3 separate regions of the Homo sapiens genome follow, and regions 1 and 3 are each linked to region 2. Evidence: chromatin loops called from intact Hi-C (ENCODE). Cell type or tissue: endothelial cell of umbilical vein. All regions are shown on one strand.

Region 1 (8,000 bases), 490 kb after region 2:
TTTTTATTTTATTTTTTCTCCCATCTTATCTGGAGGACAACCATAAAGTAAGAGACAATTCAGCAGAATTGTTATAAGTGAGATTCCAAACTAATCGGTGACCCTTTTCATGATATATTTACTTCCCCTGTTTTCTTACAATTTATAATCAGATTTCATTATTTTCAGCTCTCATTCTGTCTTCTAAATCCTAGGGACTCCTTCCCTACCTAAGTATGAATTAGTCCCTTCAAAAAGGAATCTGGCCAAGTGCGGTGGCTCACGCATGTAGTCCCAGCACTTTGGGAACCAAGGCGGATCAATCACCTGAGGTCAGGAGTTCAAGACCAGCCTGGCCAACATGGTGAAACCCCATCTCTACTAAAAATACAAAAATTTAGCCGGGCATGGTGGCATGCACCTGTAATCCCAGCTACTCAGGAGGCTGAGGCAGGAGAATCGCTTGAACCCGGGAGGCAGAGGTTGCAGTGAGCTGAGATGGCACCACTGCATTCCAGCCTGGTGACAGAGCAAGACTCTGTCTCATAAAACAAACAAATAAACAAAAGGAATCTACAGTTCTCTGGTTTTCCACATTCTTTTTTTTATTTTTTGAGAAGGAGTCTCGCTCTGTCACCAGGCTGGAGTGCAGTGGCTCCATCTCAGTTCACTGCAACCTCCGCCTCCTGGGTTCCAGCGATTCTCCTGCCTCAGCCTTTTGAGTAGCTGGGATTACAGGCGCCCACCACCATGCCTGGCTAACTTTTGTATTTTTAGTAGAGATGGGGTTTCACCAAGTTGGCCAGGATGGTCTTGATCTCTTGACCTCGTGATCCGCCCACTTTGGCCTCCCAAAGTGCTGGAATTACAGACATGAGCCACCATGCCTGGCCCCATGGTTTTCCTCATTCTTTTGACTGCAGATGGGGCTTTGATGAGATGTGTCTGGCTTTTCAATCTTCACCATGTCTGTTGCCAGATTTCACCCTTAAATAACTTGACTCTTGTCCCCATCTCTTGACAGTGAGAAACTCCAGAAGAGGAAGTTGAGACCCACTCACTTACATTTCCAGTCTTTCGGTTTCTCTTTTAAAACCCCAAAACAGGCCAGATGTGGTGGTTCATGCCTGTAATCCTAGCACTTTGGGCTTACAGGCATGGGCAACATAGCAACATAGCCTGGGCAACATAGCAAGAGCTCATCTCTGCAAAAAAAAAAAATTTTTTTTAATTTTAAAAATAGATTTAAAATACTAAATATAATAATAATAACAATAAAGTATAACACTTAAACATGAAGTCCTCTTGATTTGTTTTTATTCCTCTCCTTCCCTTCCTGGGGACCACCACTCTCTGAAATTGGTGGGCATTCACTATGCTTAGTTTAACACTATTATTACATGTAATAATAGTGCCATAATTTGTGTATCTATCCCCATACTGATGTTTGTTTAGCTTCTTTCTTTCTTACTTTATTTTGAGACAGGATCTCACTCTGTCACCCAGACTGGAGTACAGTGGCTCAATCACGGCTCACAACAACCTCGACCTCCTGAGCTCAGGTGATCCTCCTACCTCAGCCTCCTGAGTAGCTAGGACTATAGGTGCATGCCACCATGCCTGACTAGTTTTTGTATTTTTTGTAGAGATGGGGTTTCACCATGTTGCCCAGGCTGGTCTCTAACTCCTGGGCTGAAGTGATCTGCCTGCCTCTACCTCCCAAAATGCTAGGATTACAGGCGCGAGCCACTGCGCCTGGCTTTTTCTTTTTTCTTTTTCTTTTCTCTGAGACAGCATCTTGCTCTGTCACCCAGGCTAGATAGAGTACAGACACACAACCCAGGCTGGTCTCAAACTCCTGGGCTCAAGTGATCCTCCCACCTCGGCCTTCCAAAGTGCTGGGATTACAGGCTTGAGCCACTGTGTCAAGCCCAGTTCTTTCTTTTCTGTACCTTATTACACTAGGAGAACCCTCAGTGGGATTTTGAGCACATGCCTTCTTTGCTCAGCCCTAAGACATTCTTCTTCTTTTTTTTTTTTTTTTTTTTTTTGAGATGGAGTCTCACTCTATCACCCAAGCTGGAGTGAAGTGGCGTGATCTCAGCTCACTGCAACCTGCACCTCCCAGGTTCAAGCAATCCTCTTGCCTTAGTCTCCAAGTAGCTGGGATTACAGGCATGCATCACCACACCTGGCTAATTTTTAAATTTTTTTAGTAGAGACGGGGTTTCACCATGTCAGCCAGGCTGGTCTCAAACTCCTGACCTCAGGTCATCTGCCCGCCTCGGCCTCCCAAAGTGCTGGGATTACAGGTGTGAGCCACCGCACCCGGCCTGACATTATTCTTGGGATATCTTCCCTGCTTCTTCCTTTTGCACCCCATCTCACCCCCATGTCCCTGAGGCATCAAGCATTGTCCACAGCTAGAAACAAAAATGATAGGAAAGGTCATTGCAGGCCAGGCGTGGTGGCTCACGCCTGTAATCCCAGAACTTTGGGAGGCCAAGGTGGGCAGATCACCTGGGGTCAGGAGTTTGAGACCAGCCTGGTCAACATGGTGAAATCACGTCTCTACCAAAAATACAAAAAGTAGCTGGGCATGGTGGTGCACACCTATAATCCCAGCTACTCAGGAGGCTGAGGCAGGAGAATCGCTTGAACCCGGGAGGCAGAGGTTGCAGTGAGCCAAGATCGTGCCACTGCACTCCAGCCTGAGCCACAGAGCGAGACTCCATCTCAAAATAAATAAATAAAAGGTTATTGCAGGACCCCTGAGCACTGTGCTAGGATACACCTATCCTAACATCTATTCATTTTTCATCCCTGCAACACCCCATGCACATTTTTATACCAGTTCCCATCGGAGAAGTGAGAAACTTGAGTCTGCTCAGAGAGGTTCAGGGACCTTCTCATGTCACGGATCCATGTCACAATTGAGGCATACATGACGGAACTGACAACTGTCTGAGTCCAAGTTTTATGCACCAATGGTTGAAGCTTTTATAATCATTTGTCTTTCTCCAGTAAAAGCCAGCTCCCGGTTGGGGGCCTGAATTTTGTTTTTGTTTGTGTATTTGGTTTTTTGTTTGTTTGTTTGAGACAGAGTTTCGCTCTGTCGCCCAGGCTGGAGTGCAGTGGCAGGATCTCGGATCACTGCAAGCTCCACCTCCCGGGTTCACGCCATTCTCCTGCCTCAGCCTCCTGAGTAGCTGGGGCTACAGGCACCCACCACCACGTCCGGCTAATTTTTTGTATTTTTAGTAGAGACGGGGTTTCACCATGTTAGCCAGGATGGTTTTGATCTCCTGACCTCGTGAACCGCCTGCCTCAGCCTTCCAAAGTTCTGGGATTACAGGCTTGAGCCGCCGCGCCCAGCTTGTTTGTGTATTTGTTTTAAGAGGCAGAGTCTTGCTCTGTTGCCCAGGCTGGCATGCAGTGACCCTATGAAAGCTCACTGCAGCTTCCAACTCCTGGGTTCAAGTGATCCTCCCAACTCAGCCTCCCAAGTTGCTGGGACTACAGACACGTACCACCGTGCCTGGCTAATTTTTAATTTAATTTAATTTTTAAAAAATGTTTACTATAGATGGGTCTTGCTACTTTGTTCAGGCTGGTCTCAAACTCCTGGCCTCAAGCGACCCTTCTGCCTCAGCCTCCCAAAGTGCTGGGATTATAGGTGTGAGCCGCTGTGTCTGGCCAGGAACTCAATTTGTGAAGCAAAGGGCTGAGATGGGCTCACTGCACCATTCAACTGTTCACATGCTGTGATTCTATAATATGTTTGCCCCAACTCCTGAGTCATCATTACAGAATTTCCTTAACTTATGGGTTTATGAGAACAGCAGGCTGATGTTTTGACATTGCCGGCATACATCAATTCTTTACTTCCTGCTTTGGGGGCCCCAGAATCAATTTCTCAAGAATCTGGATAAGCCAGAAGGAACAGGAAAGGTTTGGCGCTGACTCACACAGGACTCCTCCAGGAATCAGTGCCAAGGCTCAGGGGTTGCCTGAACCAGGGGCTGCACCAGTAATAATAGGAAGAGTGGGTGCAGTGGCTCAAGCCTGTAATCCCAGCACTTTAGGAGGCTGAGGCGGGTGGATCACTTCAAGTCAGGAGTTCAAGACCAGCCTGGCCAACATGGTGAAACCCTATCTCTGTTAAAAGTATAAAAATCAGCCAGGTGTGTTGGCACACACCTGTAGTTCCAGCTACTTGGGAGGCTGAGGCAGGAGGATCACTCAAACCCTGGAGGAAGAGGTTGCAGTGAGCTGAGATCCCACCACTGCACTCCAGCCTGGGTAGCAGAGCGAGACTCCATCTCAAAAAAAAAAAGAAAAGAAAAAAATAATGGAAAGAGGGTCTGATGCATGGCTTACTGTTAAAATTTTCTTTATTAACATTATCTGTGATACAAATGAAAGACAGATGAAGGCAAATAAAAATAGTGGGAGGGGCTTATGCTGCTAGATAAAGAGGGCTTAATTTTTATTTTCACAAACTGTAATGAGAAAGGGAAATTGGTGGGTGAGAAAGACACTGATAGGGTACCTAGGAAGGAAGTAAAGAACAGGCTGGGCATGGGGGTTCATGCCTGTCATCCCAGCTATTTGGGAGGCTGAGAGAGGAGGATTGCTTGAGCCCAGGGGGATGAGGCTACAGTGAGCTATGATCATGCCACTGCACTCCAGCATGGATGACAGAGAGAGAGAGACCCTGCAAAGAAGAAAGAAGGAAAGAAAGAAGGAGGGAAGGAAGGGAGGAAGGAAGGAAGGAAGGAAAGAAAGAGAGAGAGAGAGAGAAAGGAAGGAAGGAAGGAAAAGAGAGAGAAAGAAAGAGAGGGGGGAAGGAGGGAAGGAAGGAAGGAGAAAAAGAGGAGGGAGAGAGGGAGGGAAGGAGGGAGGGAGAGAGAGAAAGAAAGAGAAAGAAAGGAAAGGAAGAAAGAAAGAAAAAGGAGAAAGAAAGAAAGAAGGAAAGAGAAAAGAAAGAAAGAGAAAGAGAAAAAGAAAGAGGAGGGAGAGAGGGAGGGAGGGAAAGAAAAAGAAAGTAAGAAGAAAGAAAGAAAGAGAAAGAAAGAAAGACGGAGGGAGAGAGAGAAAGAAAGAAAGAGAGAGAAAGAGAAAGAGAGAGAGGGAGAGAGAGAAAGAAAGAAAGAAAGAAAGAAAGAAAAAGAAAGGAAGGAAGGAAGGAAGAAAGAAAGAAAGAAGGAAGGAAGGAAGGAAAAAAGGTCTATAACTTATAACTGGTTTGGTTTTGATAATATTGACAAGATCAAGACTCATCAACAACATGAAAGCAGGAAACTTCTCAGACACTCCAGAATTCTTTCTCTTGGGATTGTCAGGGGATCCGGAGCTGCAGCCCATCCTCTTCATGCTGTTCCTGTCCATGTACCTGGCCACAATGCTGGGGAACCTGCTCATCATCCTGGCCGTCAACTCTGACTCCCACCTCCACACCCCCATGTACTTCCTCCTCTCTATCCTGTCCTTGGTCGACATCTGTTTCACCTCCACCACGATGCCCAAGATGCTGGTGAACATCCAGGCACAGGCTCAATCCATCAATTACACAGGCTGCCTCACCCAAATCTGCTTTGTCCTGGTTTTTGTTGGATTGGAAAATGGAATTCTGGTCATGATGGCCTATGATCGATTTGTGGCCATCTGTCACCCACTGAGGTACAATGTCATCATGAACCCCAAACTCTGTGGGCTGCTGCTTCTGCTGTCCTTCATCGTTAGTGTCCTGGATGCTCTGCTGCACACGTTGATGGTGCTACAGCTGACCTTCTGCATAGACCTGGAAATTCCCCACTTTTTCTGTGAACTAGCTCATATTCTCAAGCTCGCCTGTTCTGATGTCCTCATCAATAACATCCTGGTGTATTTGGTGACCAGCCTGTTAGGTGTTGTTCCTCTCTCTGGGATCATTTTCTCTTACACACGAATTGTCTCCTCTGTCATGAAAATTCCATCAGCTGGTGGAAAGTATAAAGCTTTTTCCATCTGCGGGTCACATTTAATCGTTGTTTCCTTGTTTTATGGAACAGGGTTTGGGGTGTACCTTAGTTCTGGGGCTACCCACTCCTCCAGGAAGGGTGCAATAGCATCAGTGATGTATACCGTGGTCACCCCCATGCTGAACCCACTCATTTACAGCCTGAGAAACAAGGACATGTTGAAGGCTTTGAGGAAACTAATATCTAGGATACCATCTTTCCATTGATGTCTCAGCTTCTTGGGCTTACACTGCTGGGATATGTCAGGGAGAAAGAAGTAATGAGAAGTCTTGAAAGCCTGACTAATGTCTTTGGGGTTTTCTGTTTTTGTTTTTGTTTTTGTTTGTTTGTTTGTTTTTTGAGATGGAGTCTCGCTCTGTTGACCAGACTGGAGTGTAGTGACGCAATCTTGGCTCACTGCAACCTCCGCCTCCTGGGTTCAAGCGATTCTCCTGCTTCAGCCTCCGGAGTAGCTGGGATTACAGGCACGTGCCACCAAGCCCAGCTAATTTTTCTATTTTTAATAGAGACGGGGTTTCACCACATTGGCCAGGATGGTCTCGAACTCCTGACCTCAGGTGATCTGCCCGTCTCAGCCTCCCAAAGTGCTGGGATTACAGGCATGAGCCACTGTGCCCCACCTGACCAATGTCTTTGAATACATGAGACCAGAGATCAGATGGTTCAGGGTGATAGTTTTGGAATCGGACCACGTGGACTTGAGTTCTTTTTGGATTGATTGACTGACTAATTGATTTTTGAGACAGTCTCTCACTTTGTTGCCCAGGCTGGAGTGCAGTGGTGTGATCACAGCTCACTGCTGCCTCGAATTCCTGGGCTAAAGCGATCCTCTGGACTCAGCCTGACGAGTAGCTGAGACTGCAGGTGCATGCCACCACACCTGGCTTTTTTTAAATTTTTGTATCAATGCATAAGAGATGTACATTGTTTCAGGATGCATGTGATAGTGTAATACATTTGTATAATCTGCAAGGATTTGTTACTTTAGATATCCATCACCTTAAATATTTGTCTTATCTTTATGCTCCAACCATTCCAATTGTTCTCTTCTAGGTATTTTGAAATATACAATGGATTATTTTGAACTATAGTCACCCTACTGGTCTATCCAATACTAAGTCTTTTTTTAAAAAAAATTAAATTTAATTAAAAATTTAAAAACTTATTTATTTATTTATTTATTTATTTATTTATTGAGACAGAGTCTTGCTCTGTCGCCCAGTCTAGAGTGCAGTGGCTCAATTTCGGCTTACTGCAACCTCCACCTCTGGGGCTCAAGCGATTCTCCTGCCTCAGCCTCCTGAATAGCTGGGATTACAGGCGCCTGCTACTGTGCCTGGCTCATTTTTGTATTTTTAGTAGAGACAGAGTTTCACCATGTTGGCCAGGCGGGCCTTGAACTCCTGACCTCAGGTAATCTGCCCGCCTCAGCCTCCCAAAGTGCTGGGATTACAGGCATGAGCCACCATGCCCAGCTAGCTAATTTATTTTTAATTTAAAAATTAAGTAATTTATTTACAATTTAAAAATCAAGTAATTAATTTTTAATTTTAATATTAAATGATTAATTTCTTTTTTAGAGAGAGCCTTGCTCTGTTGCCGAGGTTGAACTACAGTGGTGTGATTATAACTCACTGCAGCCTCAAACTCCTGGCCTCAAACAATCCTTCTGCCTCAGCCTTCCAAAGTGCTGGGATTAAGCAGTGTGAGCCACTGTGCCCAGGTCGCCTATACTTTAAATCATTTCTAGATTACTTATATTACCTAGCATAATGTTAATCCTATGTAAATAGTTGTATTACTTAATATTGTATTTTTGTAATATTCTTATTTAATATTTTTAAAATTTTCTTTAATATTTTTAATATTTTTGATCCACAGTTGGTTGAGTCCATGAATGTGGTACTGGCAGATATGGAAGGCTGACTGTACTTGGTATATATATTGTTAAAATTGTCAGAATCAAAATGGAGTCACTTATTAAAAAAAAAAAAGGCT
Region 2 (8,000 bases):
TGAGAGTCTTTCTTCCTTTCCACCCTTTCTGAGCAGCGACCCACAGGTAGAAGCCTGTGGATATTCTCTTGCTGTTTGCTACCTCCCCCACTGCTAACCTGTCAAAGCACATCCCAAATGAAGCTTGTGTGCTACTGCCGCCTTGTGGTAACATCTTTTTCCTTACTCAGCCAAGAAATCACTTAAACACCCTAAATACGTGTGTGGTTTTATTTTTTACACTTAGATCCCTAGTCCACTTGGAGTTTATTCTTGTATATGCTGTGAAGTATGGATTTAATTTCATCTTTTCTCAGATGGCTAACCAGCTATCTTAGACCTTCCATTTGTTACAAATGGCATTTTTTGCCCCATTTATCTGAAATGCCACTTTTTTTTTTTAGACGGTGTTTCTCTCTTGTTGCCCTGGCTGGAATGCAATGGCACGATCTCCACTCACCCCAACCTCCGCCTCCTGGGTTCAAGCGGTTCTCCTGCCTCAGCTTCCTGAGTACCTGGGATTATAAGCATGTGCCACCATGCCCAGCTAATTTTGTATTTTTAGCAGAGACGGGGTTTCTTCATGTTGGTCAGGATGGTCTCTAACTCGTGACCTCAGGTGATCCACCCGCCTCTGCCTCCAAAAGTGCTGGAATTATAGGCATCAGCCAATGCACCCGGCTTTTTTTTTTTTTTTTTTTTTTTTTTTTGAGACAGAGTCTCGCTGTGTCGCCAGGCTGGAGTGAAATGGCGTGATCTCGGCTCACTGCAACCTCTGCCTCCCAGGTTTGAGCAATTCTCTTGCCTCAGCCACCCGAGTAGCTGGGCTTACAGGCGCCCACCACAACGCTTGGCTAATTTTTTTTTTTTTTTTTTTAGACGGAGTCTCGCTCTATCGCCAGGCTGGAGTGCAGGGGAGCGATCTTGGCTCACTGCAACCTCCGCCTCCTGGGTTCAAGCGATTCTCCTACTTCGGCCTCCTGAGTAGCTGGGATTACAGGCACCCGCCACCATGCCAGCTAATTTTTCTATTTTTAGTAGAGACGGGGTTTCACCAAGTTGGCCAGGATGGTCTCGATCTCGTGACGTCGTGATCTGCCTGCCTCAGCCTCCCAAAGTGCTGGGATTACAGGCATGAGCCAGCATGCTCGGCCATGCTTGGCTAAATTTTTTTTCTTTTTTGAGACAGAGTCTCACTCTGTTGCCCAGGCTGGAGTGCAGTGGTGCGATCTCAGCTTACTGCAACCTCCGCCTTCTGGGTTCAAGCAATTCTCCTGCCTCAGCCTCCTGAGTAGCTGAGATTACAGGCATGCATCACCACACCCAGCTAATTTTTGTATTTTTAGTAGAGATGGGATTTCACCATGTTGGTCAGACTAGTCTCGAACTCCTGACCTCATGATCCGGCTGCCTCGGCTTCCCAAAGTTCTGGGATTACAGGCATGAGCCACCGAACCCGGCTATGTTTTTGTATTTTTAATAGAGATGGGGTTTCACCATGTTGGGCAGGCTGGTTTTGAACTCCTGACCTCAAGTGATCCTCCTGCCTCAGTCTCCCAAATTGCTAGGATACAGGCATGAGCCACCGCATCTGGCAAAATACATTTATGAACCAAATTTCTACATGTTCATGGGTCTATTTTTTGATATTTTATTAGTTTCTGTTTCACGTGCTAGTACCACATAGTTTTAATTATAGAGGCTTTATAGTATGTTTTTTAAATTAATTAATTAATTAATTTTTTAGACAGAGTCTCACTCTGTCAGCCAGGCTGCAATTCAGTGGCACAATCTCGGCTCACTGCAACCTTCATCTCCCAGGCTCAAGCAACTCTCCTGCCTCAGCCTCCCAAGTAGCTGGGATTACAAGCATGTGCCACCACGCTTGCTAATTTTTGTACTTCTAGTAGAGACAGGGTTTCACCATGTTAGCCAGGCTGGTATCAAACCCCCGACTTCAGGTAATTTGCCTGCCTCGGCCTCCCAAATTGCTGGGATTACAGGCGTGAGCCACTGTGCCCGGACTTTATTTTTATTTTAAAATAATGTAATTCTTTGCCTTGCATGAAAACTGTCAATAGTATGTTTTAATATCTGCTGCTCATCATTGCTTTTGTTTTTGTTTTCTTGGTTATTATCAGATGTTTGTTCCTCCACATAAACTTCAGTATCAATGTACTTAACTCCAGAAAAAAACTTTTGGTATTTTTATTGGGAGTATGTTACATTTCTGAATAATCTTGGGGAGAATGTCTGGTATCAGTGCTATTTTACAACGTAGGAAATGTGTTCCTGGCCCATGTGGTAAGATCAGAAAAATAACAACAGAAATACATATTTTTGGCTGGGGCAGTGGCTCATGCCTGTAATCCCAGCTCTTTGGGAGGACCAGGTGGATGGATCACGAGGTCAGGACTTTGAGACCAGCTGGGTCAATATGATGAAACCATGTCTGTATTAAAAATGCAAAAATTAGTTGGGCGCAGTGGCACATGCCTGTAGTCCCAACTACTCAGGAGGCTGAGGCAGAAGAATGGCTTGAACCCAGGAGGCAGAGTTTGCAGTGAGTGAAGATCGCACCACTGCACTCCAGTCTGGGTGGCAGAGCGAAACTATGTCTCAAAAAAACAAAACAAAACAAAACATTTTTTAATTTAAATTTTTTTTATATATATATAGAGAGATGGGGTTTTGCTGTGTAGCCCAGGCTTGTCTTAAACTCCTGGCCTTAAACGATCCTACCATCTTGGCCTGGCAGATATTTTAGGCCAGGAGTTCGAGATCAGCCTGGCCAACCTGGTGAAATCGTTCTCTACTAAAAATACAAAAATTAGCTGGGCGTGGTGGCAGGCGCCTGTAATCCCAGCTACTCCAGAGGCTGAGGCAGGAGAATTGCTTGAACCTGGGAGGTGGAGGTTGCGGTGAGCTGAGATCACACCACTGCACTCCAGCCTGGTCTGATCCAGTGAGATCTGTCGCAAGCAAGCAAGCAAGCAAGAAAGAAAAAGAAAACCCAATGGAATCAGCAGGTTCTAAAAAATAAAGAATGAAGAAAAAAAGGCCTACAGAAACTCTGACTGAATGGAAGGGATAGACCATGCCATTCATTGGCAGCTTTATCAATATGGAAGAATCATGGAAAGGCTCTAGGAACATGAGGAGAGGCATACAAACAAGCTTTATATTTATATCTAAAAAGTAAAGCAGAGGTTCCTCTTCAAAGACGTTCCTTCACATTTAATTAGGAATAAATAGTAACTTCTCTTAGAAGCAAAATTTATTCAAAGACCTGTGCTAACATTCTCAAGTATCTGTGAGCCGTGATAAAGAAATCAATGTACTTTATATTCTTAGCTCCCACAGTTTAGTCTACATATTTGCCCTGGCATGCTTGTACTGGTCCAGGCAAGCATTAGGGCATAGCCTGTTCTTTTTCCTTATTTGAAGATGTTTTGACCCTTCTCAGCATTCCACAAGTTACTTCCTCCTTCCTTTGTTCTCCTCTACCCTTGCCTCTTTTAAAAAGTTATAAGTTGCTAGCCAGAACGTGAGGTCCCATTCCAGCCAGTGGAAACTGGACACAGCAGTAGGTTGGAAGCATCAGGTTATAAATGACCCTATCTCCTTTGTTTGGTGTACTCTCGTGGCAAAACTGCTGGTGAGTATACCGTTTCTGCAGGAAGTAAAAATGGCCTTGCTGAGTAAATTAAATTTATGTTCAAGTGCTAATTTCTTTATGGCACCAGGGAACAAGCATTTTGAACATGTATATTTATATATTTTTTATATATTTATATATTTATATGTATTTATACATATATGTTTATATATATATATATAGAGAGAGAGAGAGAGAGAGAGACAGGGTCTTGCTACTTTGCCCAGGCTGGTCTCAAACTCTTGGACTTGTAGAAAATGAAATAAATACAGGTTCCTCTTCAAAGGGACTTTCCTCCCAGTCTGATTGAAATAAATAGTAATCCCTCTTAGAAGCCAAATTTTCTCAAAGACCTGTGGTAATATTGTTAAATTCTGCCAGCCGTAATAAAGAAATCAATAGACTCTGTTTTTAGCTCCCACATTTTAGCCTAGATATTTGCCCTGGCATGCCTGAACTGGTCCAAGCAACTATTAGGTCATGGCCTATTCCTTTCCCTATTTAGAAGTGTTTTTGCCTCTCTCAACAGTCCACAAGTTACTTCCTCTCTTCCTTTGTTCTCCTCTGCCATTGCCTCTTTTGGGAAGTTCTAAGTTGCTAGCCAATCCAGTGAAGTACAGGAAGGTGAGGTCCCGTTCCAGCCAATGGAAGCTGGACACAGCAGAAGGATGGACACTTCAAGTTTAAAAAAACCCTGTCTCCTTTGTTAATGTGTGCTCTGGTGGCAAGACTGCCAGCCAGTGGCACCCATTCTGCAGAAAGTAAAACTAGCCTTGCTGAGATCCTTTGTCTCAGTGTTGATTTTGTGACACCAAGCGAGCACCCATTCCCAGCAGACTCAAGCTATTTACCTACCTTAGCCTCCCAAAGTGCAGGAATTACAGGCGTGAGCCACTGCGCTCGCCCGATAAAAGCTTTGGAGGAGCATCCCCCGGGGATGCGTCCCATCCCTCATCCCCGCCCTTCCAGCCCGACCGGCCACCTGAACCACCGGCTAGGCCGGGTCCCTCCTCTAAATCACCCCCCGAGTACGAGCCCCTCCCCTCGCCCACAGTTCCGTCTGGAGGCCCGGTTCTAACCTCACCTTTTTCTCTGGACCTAGTTCTGCATCCCCCTCCCTGAGCCAACCCCAGGCCCTTTCTGCACCCACCCGAGAGGAAACTAGAATTTCTGTGTTCTACCCGGTCCTACGTGGCTGAAACTGGAGCCCACGAGCCTCGCCCGGCCAGAGTGTTGAAGCGGAAGTGACGTCAGCGCACCACCGCCATCTTTTCCGGCGCTGGCTCCTCTCCGTCAGTGCGGTTTCGCCTTTATGGTGGTGGAGTCTGCCCAGGCTGTGGTGAGTTCCACCTCCTTGGCGGTCCCGGGGATAGCAGGGGGCGGCAAAGGAATGATTGCGCGCTGTCGCCTAGGAGCCTCTCAGATCCGCTTCACTTCACTCGCTTCTCCAGGGACTATCAGTCCTCCCTGTGCGTCCAGTTCGGAGAGGCTGCGCGCTCTCTCGGCTCACTGCAACCTCTGCAACCTCTGCCTCCAGGGTCAAGCAGTTCTCCTGCCTCAGCCTTCCGAGTACCTGGGATTACAGGCAAGTGCCACCACGCCCGGCTACTTTTTCTATCTTTAGTAGAGATGGTTTTGCCATGTTGGCCAGGCTGGTCTTGAACTCCTGACCTTAGGTGATCTGTCTGCCTCGGTCCCCCAAAGTGCTGGGATTATAGGTGTGAGCCACTGCACCCGGCCGACTTTTGAAAATTTTAGATTTTGTTCTTAAGTCATCTTAGGTACGTAATGAAGTTATCAATAACACACGTGGCTGGTGACTACTGAATTGTTCTGTGCAGGTCTGCACTGTCTTCTGGTCATATGGCGGGGGGGTAACACCATATACAGGAGATCAGGCTCTAGGGACAAGTATCAGACCGACTACTAGGGTTGTTTGAGTGTAGGTTTTTTTCAGTATTAAATAGAAGTAATGGGCCAGGCATCGTGGCTTATGCTTATTATCCCAGCACTTTGGGAGGCCAAGTCAGGAGGATTGTTTGAGCCCAGGAGTTTGAGACTAGCCTAGGCAATCTGGTGAAAACTTGTCTCTACTAAAACTACAAAAAATTAGCCGGACCCAGTGGTGTGCACCTGTAGTCCCAGCTAGTTGGGGGGCTGAAGTGGGAGAATCACTTAAGGCCAGGAGTTCAAGACCAGCCTGGCCAATATGGCGAAACTGCGTCTCTACTAAAAATGCAAAAATTAGCCAGGCATGGTAGTGCATACCTGAAATCCCAGCTACTCGGGAGGCTGAGGCCTGATAATCGCTTGCACCTGGGAGGCAGAGGTTGCAATGAGTTGAGATCATGCCACTGCATTCCAGCCTGGGCAACAGAGTGAGACTCTGTCTCAAAATAATAATAATAATAATGAGTGATGATACGCACCTATGGTCCCAGCTATTCAGGAGGCTGAAGTGGGAGGATCACTTGAGCCCGGGAAGTCTAGGCTACAGAGAGTTGTGTTAGTGCCATTGGATTTCAACCTGGGCAACAGAGTGAGACCCTGTCTCGATAGATAGATAGATAGATAGATAGGATAGATATAGATAGATAGATATAGATAGATATATAGATAGATAGATATAGATAGATAAATATAGATAGATATAGATAGATAGAGGTAATGATAGCTACTGGGAAGGATGGCTATGATAATTAACTGAGCATGTATATATAAAGCTACTAGAGCTACTTCTGACATATCAGTCCTCAGTAAATGTCAGTTACTGTTATTAATACTTTTGTTACTGAGTGACGGTACTGAGTGGGCAATTTTTGGTGGCCTTCACATCTGTCACCTGCAGAGACAAAGCTCAGGCATAATGTTTGATGACTGATGTTTCATGCTTGTTGTTTGATGATTGATATGAACAGGACCGCAAATAACCCTGTACAAAGAGGAATGGAGATTGCCTCTATCCACCTAGATTCATAAGCTGGCCTGAGGTGATCTTGGCATCAAGGAAGGGATGCACATCATCACACCATCAGCTTCAGAGAATGGCAGCCATTTATTTGTCCCGTGGTAAGTCTTTGTTGATGCTCTTTTTCAGAGATTCTGCTTTAGGTCACCCTCCACAACACAAGCGTCCAGTGAGCTGAGCCTGAGCAGGCATGCAGCTGGTTCTTTTAGGAGGAATTGAAGTGAACCACAGAACAGAATGCTGTTTTATTATTTATTTATTTATTTATTTATTTTTGAGACAGAATCTTGTTCCGTCACCCAGGCTGGAGTGCAGTGGTGCAATCTTAGCTCACTGCAACCTTCACCTCCCAGGTTCAAGTGATTCTCTTGCCTCAGCCTCCCAAGTATCTGGGACCACAAGCACATACTGCCAGACCTGGCTAATTTTTGTTTGTTTGTTTGTTTTTGTTTTTGAGACAGAATCTCACTCTGTCTCCCAGGCTGGAGTGCAGTGCCTGTGGTCTCGACTCACTGCAACTTCTGTCTCCTGGGTTCAAGTAATTCTCTGCCTCAGCCTCCCATAATTTTTCTATTTTTAGTAGAGATGGGGTTTCATAATGTTGGCCAGGCTGGTCTCAAATTCCTGACCTCAAGTGATTTGCCCGCCTTGGCCTCCCAAAGTATTGGGATTACAGGCATGAGCCACTGTGCCCAGCCAGAATGCTGTTTTAGAATTCAGCCCTGGTTTGTGTACCTTAGGAAATGCTACATAAGCTTCATGAGTGTTACTACTATGGGCAGATAGAGAGTCACTTTTTTTTTTTTTGAGACGGAGTCTTGCTCTGTCACCCAGGCTAGAGTGCAGTGGCACGATCTCGGCTCACTGCAAGCTCCGCCTCCTGGGTTCACACCATTCTCCTGCCTCAGCCTCCTGAGTAGCTGGGACTATAGATGCCCACCACCACATCTGGCTAATTTTTTGTATTTTTAGTAGAGATGGGGTTTCACCGTGTTAGCTAGGATGGTCTCGTTCTCCTGACCTCATGATCCACCCGCCTCGGCCTCCCAAAGTGCTGGGATTACAGGCATGAGGCACCGCACCTGGACGAGAGTCACATTTTTCAGGGTGTAAGTTTCCTTGAAAAATGAAACTATTACCCTTTACCCAACAGGCAGTTTGGCCCAAGTCTGCTTTTGTGTCTAGCTGACACAGGACTTACTATGGCATTTCATGGAAGTGTTGTGTGTGTAGTTTTCTCGAGTGTGTAGGAGCATATCGGAATTTCAAGCTAGGATGGAATGACTTCTAGGCATGAGAATGTGGGAAGGATGGGCAGCTCTGGCTTCTCATGCCTTCTTACTTTTCCACTAGGGTTTTTTTCCAGGGAACCAATCTGCCCTTTTGAAGAAAAGA
Region 3 (8,000 bases), 420 kb after region 2:
AAAAGAAATGTTTTGTTTTATACTCAAGGTCACAGTTTGTAATATCCAGTTACTTGTATATTCTGAGAATACCCATTTAAAATTAACTTCTTTTAAATTTTTTAAAAATGTAGTGACAGGGTCTCACTATGTAGCCAAGTCTGGTCTCAAACACCTGCCTTAAACTTTCCTGCCAAATCAGCCTCCCAAAGTGCTGGGATTACAGGTATGAGCCACCATGCCAGGCCCTAAAATTAACTTCCTCAATGTAATAATAGGGGCTATCATTTCAAGGGAAACTAACATTTGACTGGTTAATGGCACCATGATATAAAATCATTGCATGGCCTTGGAAGAAAAGACTACTGCAATTAATTTGCTGCTGAGGAACATGGGGTTCAGAAAGGACCTCTGAGTTATCAAAAGTCCCACGTTTAAGAGCCCAATATATGAGTGATGAAGGGTCCATAAATCCCACATTTTTTCTACCATCTGTATATTCTATCCCGATTGAAGTTTGTCACATCGCTTTTGGTTGGCTACTGTGAACCATCCAAACAATCCAAACATTTCCCATCACAAGGTATTAATCCATCATAGCACTCTTCTAAATATTAAAATAAAAGTGCCAACAACAAAGCATTACCAGTGGGGAGAGTCCACCATGTGACATCAAAAAGCAGCATTAGGCCAGGCACAGTGCCTCACGCCTGTAGTCCTAGCACTTTGGGAGGCCGAGGTGGGTGGCTCACTTGAGGTCAGGAGTTCGAGACCAGCCTGGACAACATGGCAAAACCCCATCTCTACTAAAAATACAAAAATTAGCTGAGCATGGTGGTGTGTGCCTGTAGTCCCAGCTACTTGGGAGGCTGAGGCAGGAGAATCACTTGAGCCCAGGAGGCGGAGGTTGCAGTGAACCAAGATCATGCCATTGCATTCCAGCCTGGGCAACAGAGCAAGACTCTGTCTCAAAAAAAAAAAAAAAAAAAGGCAGCATTAATGTCCCACTTATCAAATTCTTTGACTATCATTTATGTGAAATAAAGGAGAGTTCATGTTTGCTGGTGACATGGACTTTTGGTAGCTCAGTGTAAAGTAAAAGAAGAAAACCCTGAAATTATTTATGATGAAACTGGTGATTTAACAATCCCTAGACATCACTAGAGTCACACAGCAACCGGAAATAGGGCACTGCCACTTAAACTTCAGTTGGACTCTCTTCACAAAGACATATGTTTTAAAAGCAGCTTTATTTCATCAGCACATTTTTAAAATATTCCCCTTGCAGACAACTCCAACATACTTTTGTTCCTCAGTCAAGGTTAGGTCAGGAATAGAAACCAGGGCTGGGCACGCGGCTCATGCCTGTAATCCCAGCACTTTGGGAGGCCGAGGCAGGTGGATCACCTGAGGTCGGAAGTTCCAGACGAGCCTGGCCAACATGGCAAAACCCCGTCTCCACTAAAATTACAAAAATTAGCTAGGCGTGGTGGGCGGTCCTTGTAATCCTAGCTACGCGGGAGGCTGAGTCAGGAGAATTGCTTGAACCTGGGAGGTGGAGGTTGCAGTGAGTCGGGATCATGCCACCGCACTCCAGCCTGGGTGACAGAGGGAGACTCCATCTCAAAAAAAAAAAAAAATAGAAACTAATCTAGTTATTTTGAATAACTAATCTACTTATTATGAAGAGAATTGAACAGAGGGAGTTGGCTTGATTGTTACTGCAGGACAAAGGCTAAAGGACACAATGTGGTAACAGAGACAGTAACTGAAGGCAGCAGCCTCTAAACACTGAGGCAGGCATAGGGGTATACTAGAAGGTGGTCGCAAAGTATACCGAATTTCAGTGTAGTAAAATTCAGTGTTCATGAAAGTCTGTAACAAGAACACCAGATGGAAAACAGAGCAATAACTTCAAGAGCCCCAACCTAGCATGAAAGAGCTGAGTAGAGAAAGGCGGGAAGGGAACAGAAAGACAATGGCTTAGAAACCAGAATAATGAGAACAATACAAATCTTCTCTCCTAGCTACTTTGAAATATGCAATCAATTACCACTAACTAGAATTCCCCTACTGTATTAGGAAACGCTGGAACTTATTTCTTCTATCTAACTGCATTTTTGTACCCTGTAAACATCTTTTCATGCTCCACTCCTTCCTTCCCTTACCAGCCTCTAGTAATTACCATTCTACCTTGTACCTTCACAAGATTCACTGTTTTAGCTCATAGGTATGAGTGGGAACATGCCATATTTGTCTTTTCATGCCTGGCTTATTTCACTTAAATCCATGTTGCTGCAAATGACTCACTTTCATTTCTTAAAGGCTGAATAGTATAACTTTGTGTACCTACCCCACACTTCATAAAAAAAGAAAGAAAACTAAACAAATTTTTAAAAATCAGTTATAGCATGTGAAGTTTTAGGGATGTTGTTACCATGTTATCCTTTTCTATTTTCCCTTTCAGTACGCACAAGAGTGAAATCCGAAGAAAATCTATACGTATATAAATCAACATTTTCAACAAATTCCAAGTGCTTACTAAAAATTCCCAGCATAATGACAATCTGTATATTGCTGAAGGATAATGAATTTGAAGAAGACAGTTGAAGAAAATTACATTGTCTAGTGCTGCAATCAGCTCTTTAGTAGCTTACCCATTTGAGCTTGATCCCTTGAAGAACTTCATCGTCTGAACTATCACTGGTGCTTTTAAAACCTCTCAGACCCACACAGGTTCAAGTAAATCAAAATCTCTGGGTAAGAGAGCCCAGCCATCATCATTTGTAAGCTCCCCAGGTGAGGTCAATAAAAGCCAAGGTTGAGGGCTCGTGAACAAGTTCGTCACACATAGCCTGCTTAAAGTGATTTTACAGATGTAATATGTAAATAATTTCCACACGAACTGTGAAAATTAACTTAAATTTGAAATACAGTAAGTCCTCAATTAACACCCTCAATATGTTTTTGGAAACTGTGATTTAAGTGAAATGATTTATAATGAAACCGTGTGTTTTTCCTTATCAACAATATAACTAATGGACTTTGAACAAAACAATTTTACTTGAGGACCTGCTGTATATCATTTCCTTAAGGTTGCAGTTTCCAAGATGCTATTGACTTTAAGCAAGGACTTCTTATATATAAAAACAGGGTTGTGATTTCACCTAGATACCAGGGTCATTGCTCGGAAACTAAAGGAGGCTGTCCAGGTATACTGGATTCAGCCACGAATTTTTGCAATAAACAAAGAATTCCAGAATACCTTCACATTCCAATTAAAGACAAAACAATGGAAACAATATTCACATGTAGGGACCAGCCCTACAGGGTCTGTGGGTCTTTCTCCCCGTGTGTGGAGACAAGAGATTGTAGAAATAAAGACACAAGACAAAGAGAAGAAAAGACAGCTGGGCCCGGGGGGACCACCACCACCAAGGCGCGGAGACCGGTAGTGGCCCAAATGCCTGGCTGCACTGTTATTTTTCGGATACAAGACAAGGGGGCAGGGTAAGGAGTGTGAGCCATCTCCAATGATAGGTAAGGTCACACAAGTCACGTGTCCACTGGACAGGGGGCCCTTCCCTGTTTGGCAGCCGAGGCGGAGAGAGAGAGGACAGCTTACACCATTATTTCTGCATTTCGGAGACTTTTAGTACTTTCACTAATTCTGCTACTGCTGTCTAGAAGGCAGAGCCAGTTGTACAGGGTGGAACATAAAAGTGAAACAGGAGCGTGACCGCTGAAGCACAGCATCACAGGGAAACAGGCCTCCGCATAACTGCAGGCAGGCCTGACTGATGTCAGACCCTCCACAAGAGGTGGAGGAGTAGAGTCTTCTCTAAACTCCCCCGGGAAAAGAGAGACTCCTTTTCCCGGTCAGCTGAGTAAGGAGTGCTTTTTCTAGGCACTGACCCTACTGCTAGACCAAGATCCGCAAGGTAACGGGGCTCCTTCCCAGGCACTGGCGTTACCGCTAGACCATGGAGCCCTCTAGTGGCCCTGTCCGGGCATAACAGAGGGCTCACACTTGTCTTCTGGTCAGTTCTCACCATGTCCCTTTAGCTCCTATCTCTGTATGGCCTGGTTTTTCCTAGGTTATGATTGTAGAGTGAAGATTAATATTGGACTAAAGAGTAATTGCTACAAACTAATGATTAATGATGTTCATATATAATCATATCTATGATCTATATCTAGTATAACTATTCTTATTTTATATATTTTCTTTATTATGCTGGAACAGCTCGTGCCCTCGGTCTCTTGCCTCGGCCCCTGGTGGCTTGCCGCCCACATTCACATATGAAACATGGAGAGGAATTGAACCTATCAAGCAATAAATATAATGTAACCAAGGGGGAAGGATTTAAAGGTCTTGATATTTTGTATCAAAGCTCTGCCTTTTCCAACCAATACTACAAAAAAGATGCAACAGATAAGGAGATTACATTATTCTGCCGTGCAGCCTCTGCAGGGCACTTTGAATGTCCCTGTTTCTCAGGCTGTAGATGAAGGGGTTCAGCATGGGGGTGACCACCATGTACATTACTGAGGCCACTGCACCCTTCCTGGAGGAAAGGGACACAGCTGAACTGAGGTACCCTCCAAGGGCTGTTCCATAAAGTAAGCAAACAACTGACAGGTGAGAGCTGCAGGTGGAGAAGGCTTTATACTTCCCACCTGAAGAGAGAACTCTCAGAATGGAGGAAACAATTTTATAGTAAGAGAAAAGGATCCCTAAGAGAGGGAGAAAACCAAATATGGCACCAATAAAATATACAACCATGTTATTAATGGAGGTGTCAGAACAGGCCAGCTTGAGAAGTTAAGAAGGGTCACAGAAAAAAATTAGAGATTTCCACATCGTTGAAGCAGGTAAGTTGTAACACAATCAAATTGTGCAGCTGAGAGTCCAAAAGGCTAAGAAAAAAAGACACCAAAACTAAGAAGCCACAGAGTCGTGGGCTCATGATGACTTGGTAGTGCAGGGGGTGACAGATGGCCACGAACCGGTCATAGGCCATCACAATCAGGAGCAGACTTTCCATACATGCGAAAAAGATCAAAAAAGACATCTGAGTCAGGCAGCCCACGTAAGAGATGAGTCTACTATGAGCCTGGATGTCCACAATCATCTTGGGGACAGTAGTAGAGGCAAAACCGATGTCAGCCAAGGACAGGTTGGAGAGGAAGAAGTACATGGGGCTGTGGAGATGGGAGTCAGAGCTGACGGCCAGAATGATGAGCAGGTTCCCCAGCACCATGACCAGGTACATGGACAGGAACAGCCCAAAGAGGACGGGCTGCAGTTCTGGATCATCTGGGAGTCCCAGGAGCAGGAATTCTAAGACACCTGTGAGATTCTCTGGCTCTGTGTATCTTGGACACAATTGAGAAAAAGAGAATTGGAAAAAAGGAAAGGACAAAATCAGCACCCAGCACTGTGTCTATATTTTGGATACAAGCAATTTACAATTAATGTTTTCACATTTGAGGATCATATACCCTCAGCCATATTTCTCAGTTTTGAAAACCCTAATTTTCTTTTTTTTTATTTTAGACTCACAGAATACATATGCAGGCTTGTTACATGAGTAAATAATGTGTCGGTAAAGGTTTGGTGCAGCAATGATCCCAACACCAAGGTAGTGGGCTTAGTACTGGATAGATAGACTTCCACCCCATAAACCCCCACCCTCCCCCATCAAGCAGTCCCCACTGTTTTTCCCATCTTTGTGTCCGTAAAACCCAATTTGCTACAAGTCCTTTTGTAATTGATTGGTGTGTTAGTCACCTGATTCTGTAGACACTTACCTTAGAGACCCTTGACTGAACAAAGTGAGAAGAGCAAGAACATTTGAGAAAATTCATGATCACATTAAAATACAGCGTACTCTTTTCAGTAAAAATATAAAATAAGAAATATTGGCTAGGCGCAGTGGCTCATGCCTGTCATCCCAGCACTTTGGGAAGCCAAGGCGGGAGGATCACTTAAGCTGAGGAGTTTGAGACCAGCCTGGACAACATGGCAAAACCCCGTCTCTACTAAAAATACAAAAATTAGCTGGCGTGGTGGCATGTGCCTATGGTCTCAACTACTTGGGAGGCTGAGGTGGGAGGATCACTTGAGCCCAGAGGTGGAGGTTACAGTGAGCCAAGTTCACACCATTGCACTCCAGTCTGGATGACAGAGTGAGACCTTGTCTTACACACACACACAAAAAGTAAAGAAATATCTTTCCCCATTTAAGAAAAGAAATCTTTGTAATTAAAAGAAACCAAAGACATTCAAATATGCCTTATTTCATTCTAATTCAATGCTACAAATTCCTTTGATTTACAATATTTAGAAATATTCTGTAAGACCTAGGACCACGTTATTTCAAAGATAAATTAAAGTTGACAGTTCATAAGCAGACATTTTCACATTCCAGTTCTGTTCTAGTGTTTTCATTGTCTTCATGGTTTCTGACTTCACTTTCCTGTGGAAGCAAAGTCTCCCTCAAATATGTGGGTTTTCTTTTGAAATTCATTTAATATTCAACTCCTGTCCTTGCTTAGGTGGACTCAGAGTTTTGATAAATAAGGTTTAGTTAAATGCGCATAATCAAAGCCATCAGTGACTACAAGTTGTCTGTAGTGCGCAAGGCACCTGTGGATGTTTGAGCATTAATAAAAGTGTTTTTTTTCTTGAGATAGAGTCTTGCTCTGTCGCCCAGGCTAGAGTGCAGTGGCGTAATCTTGGTTCACTGCAACCTCCGCCTCCTAGACTCAAGAGATTCTCTTGCCTCAGCCTCCTGAGTAGTTGGGATTACAGGCGGGTGCCACCATGCCCGGCTAATTTTTTGTGTTTTTAGTAGAGACGGGGTTTCATGTTGGTCAGGCTGATCTCGAACTCCTGACCTCATGATCTGCCCGCCTCGGCCTCCCAAAATTCTGGGATTACAGGCGTGAGTAATGCAATTTTAAGAACACTTTTGCATTACTTTATGTGAGGCTAGAAAGATGTGAAAGTCTAAAATGTGTTTCTGTCTAAGCAATAATGTTTACCTTCCCCTCTTCTTTCTGTCTCTTTCTCTCTTTTTTTCTCAGTATTTCCAGAGATTTTTGGCTTTAAATATTTATTTTATTCTGTGTATATAATTTTTTTGTGAAATGTTCCAAGAAATCAAGGGAATGTACATAATATGTATGTACTTAAAAAAAAAAAAGAACAATAATGAAATACCCAAGTACCTATCCCACAGTTTAACAAATGCAATAAAACCAATCTTTGGGCCGGGCGTGGTGGCTCATGCCTGTAATCGAAGGACTTTAGGAGGCTGAGGCTCAGGATCACTTGAGGTCAGGAGTTTGAGTCCAGCCTGACAAACACGGTGAAACTTCGTCTCTAATACAAAAACTAGCCAGGCGCAGTAGGGCCTGCCTGTAATGCCAGCTACCCGGGAGGCTGAGGCAAGAGAATCACTTGAACCTGGGAGGCGGAGGCTGCAGTGAGCCAAGATCGTGCCACTCCAGCCTGGGTGACACAGCGAGACTCCATCTCAAAAAACAAAACAAAACAAAAAACAATCTTTGGGCCAGGCTCGATGGCTCATGCCTGTAATCCCAGCATTTTGGGAGGCCGAGGTGGGCTGATCACTTGAGGTCAGGAGTTCGAGACCAGCCTGGCTAACATGGTGAAACCCCGCCTCTACTAAAAATACAAAGATTAGCCGGGCGTGGTGGCACACACCTGTAATCTCACCTACTTGGGAGGGTAAGGTATGAGAATCATTTGAACTCAGGAGGCAGAGGTTGGAGTGAGCCAAGATTGCACCACTGCACTCCAGCCTGGGTGACAGAGCAAGACTCACTTTCAAAAAACAAACAAACAAAAACAAAACAAAACAAACAAACAAGAAAAAAAAAGCACAATCTTCGAAGCCGTGCATCCTTCTATGGTTCCAGGCACCCCAGCCCTACGGCACAGGTAACCTCCAATGTGAAATTTGAGTTAATCTCTTCTTTCTTTATACTCT

The links. Hi-C counts contacts between places; a loop is a spot of excess contacts. Peaks named below come from ENCODE experiments on the same cell type or tissue, not always from the same donor. Only the 100,000 strongest peaks of a DNase experiment are listed, where the experiment ranks them.
Region 1: a loop joins it to region 2, with 9 times the contacts of the local background. A loop is called at or near these places in 11 of 110 quality-filtered maps.
Region 3: a loop joins it to region 2, with 10 times the contacts of the local background. A loop is called at or near these places in 10 of 110 quality-filtered maps.

The regions. Positions count from the first base shown.
Region 1 is chr19:9,124,220-9,132,219 of GRCh38, reverse strand. It overlaps OR7G3 (olfactory receptor family 7 subfamily G member 3), which reads left to right and starts at 5,270. Exons shown (of 1, transcript NM_001001958.1): 1 at 5,270-6,208. The coding sequence starts at 5,270. The coding sequence ends at 6,208. In endothelial cell of umbilical vein, no CTCF peak of the experiment used is centred here; a DNase peak (open chromatin) is centred at 3,869; H3K27ac peaks cover 897 bases.
Region 2 is chr19:9,618,138-9,626,137 of GRCh38, reverse strand. It overlaps ZNF561 (zinc finger protein 561), which reads left to right and starts at 4,906. Exons shown (of 6, transcript NM_152289.3): 1 at 4,906-4,976; 2 at 6,556-6,706; 3 at 7,959-8,000. The coding sequence starts at 6,682. It overlaps ZNF561-AS1 (ZNF561 antisense RNA 1), which reads right to left and starts at 4,656. Exons shown (of 4, transcript NR_122038.1): 1 at 4,493-4,656. RefSeq lists enhancers at 4,577-4,996, 5,145-5,727. In endothelial cell of umbilical vein, a CTCF peak has its summit at 150 (motif pointing left); DNase peaks (open chromatin) are centred at 177, 4,247 and 4,907; H3K4me3 peaks cover 1,571 bases; H3K27ac peaks cover 1,832 bases.
Region 3 is chr19:9,201,659-9,209,658 of GRCh38, reverse strand. It overlaps the pseudogene OR7E25P and a transcript of OR7E24 not described here. Among named protein-coding and RNA genes, the nearest start is that of OR7D4, 14 kb to the left of the region's middle. In endothelial cell of umbilical vein, a CTCF peak has its summit at 3,973 (motif pointing left); a DNase peak (open chromatin) is centred at 3,928.